2 separate regions of the Homo sapiens genome follow, and region 1 is linked to region 2. A link is a contact called in ENCODE Hi-C or POLR2A ChIA-PET data. All regions are on one chromosome and are shown on one strand. The core of a region is the stretch at or near the end of the contact, and the rest is flanking DNA. Distances in the headings are between cores, read along the strand shown. Region 1 overlaps LOC107986776 (a long non-coding RNA gene). Region 2 holds the start of STEAP1B-AS1 (STEAP1B antisense RNA 1).

Region 1 (2,700 bases), core at 85-2,584, 320 kb before region 2:
GCCACAGGCGGAGAGAGTGGAGAATGTTTCTTTTTTATTAAAAGGAGAAGGCCAGTAGTGGTGGCTCACCTCTGTAATCCCAGCACTTTGAGAGGCCGAGGTGGGTGGATCACTTGAGGTCAGGAGTTTGAGACTAGCCTGGCCAACATGGTGAAACCCTGTCTCTACTAAAAATACAAAATTAGCTGGGCATGGTGGCGGGCACCTGTAATGCCAGCTACTCGGGAGGCTGAGGCAGGAAAATCGCTTGAACTTGCGAGGTGGAAGTTGCAGTAAGCCAAGATCGTGCTATTGTACTCCAGCTTGGGTGTCACAGTGAGACTCCGTCTCAAAAAATAAATAAATATAAATAAATTAAGTCTGGGCGCGGTGGCTCATGCCTGTAATTCCAGCACTTTGGGAGGCCGAGGCAGGTGGATCACAACATCAAGAGATTGAGACCATCCTGGCCAATATAGTGAAACCCCATCTTTACTAAAAAAACAAAAATTAGCTGGGCGTGGTGGCAGGTACCTGTAGTTCCAGCTACTTGGGAGGCTGAGGCAGGGGAATCGCTTGAACCCGGGGGGCGGAGGTTGCAGTGAACCAAGATCACACCACTGCACTCCAGCCTGGTGACAGAACGAGACTCCATCTCAAAAAATAAAAAAAAAATAATAATTAATTAAATTTTTTTTAAAAAGGGAAAAGAAAAGGGAAAACAAAATCCCAAGTCCCGTTTGTATGAACATTTATATGAAAATTTTATCCAACTACAAAAACACATTTTTGTGTTAAATGTGTTTTGTGATAAAGGAAACCGAATATGGACTAGTGTTCAGATGATATCACAGAATCATTAATATTTTTAGGAGGGATAATAGCCTTGTGGTTATGAAGGAAAATGTTCTTCTTTTTAGGAGATACTTGCTGAAGGGCTAAGCGTTATGTCTACAATTTATCTTCCACATATATTGAAAACTTAGAGAAAAAAGCAAATGTGGTAAATATTAGAAGTAGTTAAATTTAGATACTGGGTGTATGGGTAGTCATTGAACTAGTAATTAAAGGTCTGTGAATCAGTTGGAATTGCTTCTGGCTGCAAATAAAACTCAACTGACAAGAGTTTCAATTTTAAGAACCTTCAACCTTGGCTAAACAAGAATTGCAGCTGTTGTCCATTTAGTGTTGGTGCAGCCACTCAGTGATGCCATTGAGACCCCATGTTGATCTATCCATCTGCCTTGTCATTTTCAGCAGATTGGCTTCTGACACTGTCAATTCATGATTGCAAGACAGCTGCTGCAGCTGTAGGCACTGTCACACTCCCAGACAGGATGTGGGTGGGGAAGAGCAAAAGCAAACTCTCCTCTTGCACTTGCATCATTTATCAGAAAGCAGATTCTTTCCCTGAAGCCCCCAGGAGACTTCTACTTATACCTCACTGGCCAGAATGGTCCTATGCCAATCCTAGCTACAGGGTAGTCTAGGGAAGGAAATCACCACGTGGAATTTATATCTACTGTGATTCATCCCCTTGGGCTACAGGTGTACTGTCACCCTGAACAAAAGTGGTGTTAACAAAAAAAAAAAAAAAAAAAAGAAAGTTAAAAAAAAGGAGAAAATGGAAGCTGTTTGTCATTGGCTAAATAGATACCCTTTTTCTCTGGAAGGGAAATTGTTCTGTTCCACAAGATATCAGAAATGATTTTTAAATGAAACTAAAACTCTTGCCACATGACATCAGATTGATGTTTAACAGAAAGATAAATGGTGCCTGAAAGGAGTTTTAGTTTCTTGTTCTTCTTTAGCTCAGGAAAAACAGAAAGTTTTTAGCTATCTATGGAAACTATTTTTGCTTAACTTTCGATTTTGGTAATACATTTCAATATACAGTTTACTTCCCACAATTGTTTTCATTGTGATAGACATTGTGAGGCAGAACAGAATATTTATTTCTACTCATCATATTATTAGCCACCGTTTGTTGAGTGTCCCTTATATGCAAGGCATTATAATAGGTGGTTACATCTTCTCTCATTTATGTAAGAGGATGTGCCTGGCTGTTACAAAAAGCCCTAGATCAAGTCTGAGTCATCAGACTTAATAAAGAAGAAGAAAACGGAAAGTTTTCAACAACCATTCTAATTTCTACTTCATTCCCAGCCTGTGTGAGGCCACTATAATAAGATACTCTTGACATCTGGGCTCTTAAAATGGAAATCCATTTATTGGTTAAAACAAAGAACAGCCATAACTAGAATTCCCTTCTGTTCCCTTCCCTATCCCTTGGCCCAAGGGTAGGGTTTCTTTTAGAAAGGAAGCAAGACACTCATTGTAGAGTCTTAGCTCAGTAATAGCCACCTAACCATCACTGGGGGCCACAGTCATGTGTCCTGGAAAGGCATAGAAGGCGTGACCTATGCCCAGAAGGTTTCTGTGTGTGAAGTCCTTCATCATGAGGCCATTTGGTGATGATTTAGCATGTGGTGTGGATGACTGAGGTCCAGCTTCTAACTCTGGTTGACTGCCGAGAGATGCCGTGAAGTGCTGTGTTGTTTTCTGGAGTCTTAGCAAAGAAGAGAAGCATAGGCTGACAGCACTCTTGGCCTACCCCATGGCTCTTGGCCATTTGTTGTCTCAGGTAAGCCTAGTTAAAGAGAAGCCCAACAGAGCCAAGGCTGGCAGAGAGGACCAAGAGGCTATAGACTGGTGGGTTGA
Region 2 (2,700 bases), core at 134-2,633:
AATGACTCCCATGGCTCACGTCCTTTGCTTCTTCATGAATTAATAATGTTTATTTTATGATGTCGTAGAAACCAGACATAGCCTAAGCCTGAGAAGTCTGGGAATGGTAGATGGTATAGTGTTGGGGAAACCGCACTTGCTGTTGAGTCAGGCTGGCTTGGGTTCAAATCCTGGCCTGGCCAGTTTTACCTTAAAGGGTAGCTTAGCCTCCCTGGGTCCCTGTAGTTCCCTCCAAAGGGGCCATTATGATGCGTTCCTTGAGCAGCTGTTGTGAAGATCACGATGATACATGGAAAACACCTTATACAGTGCTGCTCACGTAGTAAGGACTCCATATATTGTAATGGTTATCATTTTTTGTTTGTCGTAGCAAGGTGTGGGTGAACTAAGGAGCCTAAATGAGACTTCCCATGCAGAGGCTGAGAAAATGAAAGGTTACTGCTCTAGAAGAGAGGTGGGGAGGGTGCCACAGGCAGGCTACTGTTCGCCCTATTTTGCCTTGGGCAGACATTGATGCCCTGTCCCCACAGTCCTTTCACTCCCGCTGGGAGATGGCTTCCAAGGTGTGGCTCCAGGCCAAGGCCAATTACTGGGGTTTGCCTGTGGGCTGTAACTTCTTTACCACAGTCACCCTGAGCAGAAAGCCAAGCGAGTAATTTCGGAGCGCTTGTGTGCTGACACCCTTTTTGATGAGGTGAAAGGATCTGACTCAAAGCTAGCCCTCGACAGTGAAAATTAAGAAGTGTTTCTAAGCCTGAGAGGCAGCTTTGAGCTGTGTCCTCAGTCAGGAACGCATGTTGAAAAGAAGTTTGAAAGGCTCTGAACTCTTCTAGATGGTCCTGAATAGACACTCCCCACAGTCCACGTCCCGGGAAGGGGTAGACACAGCTATGAGCAGCCTAGCTTGCCGAAGCAGCAGGGCTTCTGTGCCTGTGCACCTCTGTCATGCCTGGAATGTCCCTGGAAGAGGGGACTTGCCCTGCTCAGCTCCCTCCAGGGAAGTTACCTGCTTCTCTGTCTCCTGCCATCACCCGAAGCCCAGCTCTGCCCTGGCTTAGGAGACAGGAAGGGAGCCCAGTCCTCAGTTTCCTTCTCCAACTGCAGTTCAGCCTGTCAGAGCTGGCAGTGAGAACCTGGGAAGTGTATTTTCTGCCTCTTCCCAAGGGGAAGCCCGTGGTTTTAGTGCTCAGCAGAGATCCCCATAGGCTAAAAAGTCTTAGCACCGATGATGTTCACCCCCAGGTGCAGGATACTGAAAATAGATAATTAATAATAAACAAGTACTCTACCTGACAGCAAGTGGGTAAGGGGTGACAGCCAGCGGAGCGTTGGTTTCCGATTCCTTCCTAATGTGGTTGCTGCTGGGCGGCTCTGCTGCTCGTTAGACAATCAGAGCTGCTGCCCTGCTAGTGTACGGTGGGGGGTGGGGAGCACAGCCATGGCGTGTATTTGCTGATAACTCAGCCCAACTCAGGTCCTTTTTAAATGACACTTCCTGATGCACGACCTTTTTCCCTGCAACACCTCTCCTTCAAAGACCCAGAAAACAAACACTGAGAATGAAGCCAGCCTGCTGCTTCCTGACCCTGGATGGATCCTTCCATATTCCAATATCACAGTCACGTCTGCAAACATCCATTCTATTAAAGCAGTATGCAGATGTAGGTCAGAATACAGAGCAGCAGATGTGTAGAACAAAGAAGTCTAGGGATCTAATATACAATATGAAGACTAAAAGAAAAAAAGAGCAGCATACATTTTGTGAGACATACTTAGAAAAGCAGCAAACCCGGGAAAATGAAGTAGGAGGCACAGTGGTTTCACTTGATCAAATCAGCTTCTGAAGCTGTATTGTGAGGGGGCAGGGAAGGTTGGAACCCTCAAGCATTATTTGGGGGAGTTCACAGGTTTTAAATAATTCCATAAGACTGATAACACTTTAATGAGTCCCTAACCAAGAATGAGATTGTTGTGGATTCACTGAATAATCATGGAAAATAGACAATTTCTATGAAAAAAAGTGAGCATGCTATGGGAGTTGATAAGGTAACAATGGACACAGCGATACCGTGTAAAGGCTCAGGTTTTTTCTCCTAGCATTTTGGATGCCTCACCTACATGTAACTGATAATAATCTGCTTCTTTGTACCAAGAACCACATGCAGCCTCTTCCATACACTAGCTCATTGATTCCCAATAACAATCGTACACAGGATGTATTATTTTCCCCTTCTTCAGAGGGCAGAACAGGATCAGAGAAGTTTAGAAACTGCCCTCAGTCACCCAGTAGGGAATGGAGCTCAACTGTGAACCCTGGAACTCCTGACTCTGAAATCTGCTTTTTGACTGGCTGACCACACAGCTTCCCAATGACAGCAGACAGGAGAGAGAGGAGGGAGGGAGGGAGGGAGGGAGGGAGAAAGGGAGAGAGAGAGAGAAGAAGAAGAAGAAGGAGGAGGAGGAGGGGGAGGAGGAAGAGGAGGAGGAGGGGGAGGAAGAGGAGGCGGAAGGGGAAAAGAGAACAGAAGGGAAGAGGGAAGAAAGAAACAGAAAGAGAGAACGAGTGCGCCCAAGCTGGAGCCAACAACTCTCCATACCCTCGGGTCTCCCTTCACAGGGCCTCTTCTTTCTGTGGCTCTGTGGTTCTCTGTCTTAGGATGCATTCTCACAATCACCTGGAGGGCTGGTCACAGTCCAGAT

Evidence for each region. Hi-C counts contacts between places; a loop is a spot of excess contacts on that map. ChIA-PET counts read pairs that join two places held with the same protein, here RNA polymerase II (POLR2A). Pooled maps may share reads with other maps.
Region 1: a pooled map shows a loop between it and region 2 (6-fold over the local background). The contact joins the enhancer-like site here to the promoter of STEAP1B-AS1 in region 2. A Hi-C loop is called at or near these places in 7 of 50 pooled maps. POLR2A ChIA-PET finds 5 or more read pairs at or near these places in 2 of 52 experiments (AG04450 and H1).

What each region holds. Positions count from the first base shown.
Region 1 is chr7:22,884,730-22,887,429 of GRCh38, reverse strand. All of the region lies in intron 3 of LOC107986776 (a long non-coding RNA gene), which reads left to right. Among named protein-coding and RNA genes, the nearest start is that of SNORD93, 29 kb to the right of the region's middle. Within about 2 kb of position 1,334, at least 2 of the 41 ENCODE cell types and tissues checked have a DNase peak (open chromatin) inside an H3K27ac peak, as active enhancers do.
Region 2 is chr7:22,562,020-22,564,719 of GRCh38, reverse strand. It overlaps STEAP1B-AS1 (STEAP1B antisense RNA 1), which reads right to left and starts at 1,383. Exons shown (of 4, transcript NR_038393.1): 1 at 1,290-1,383. RefSeq lists an enhancer at 857-1,358.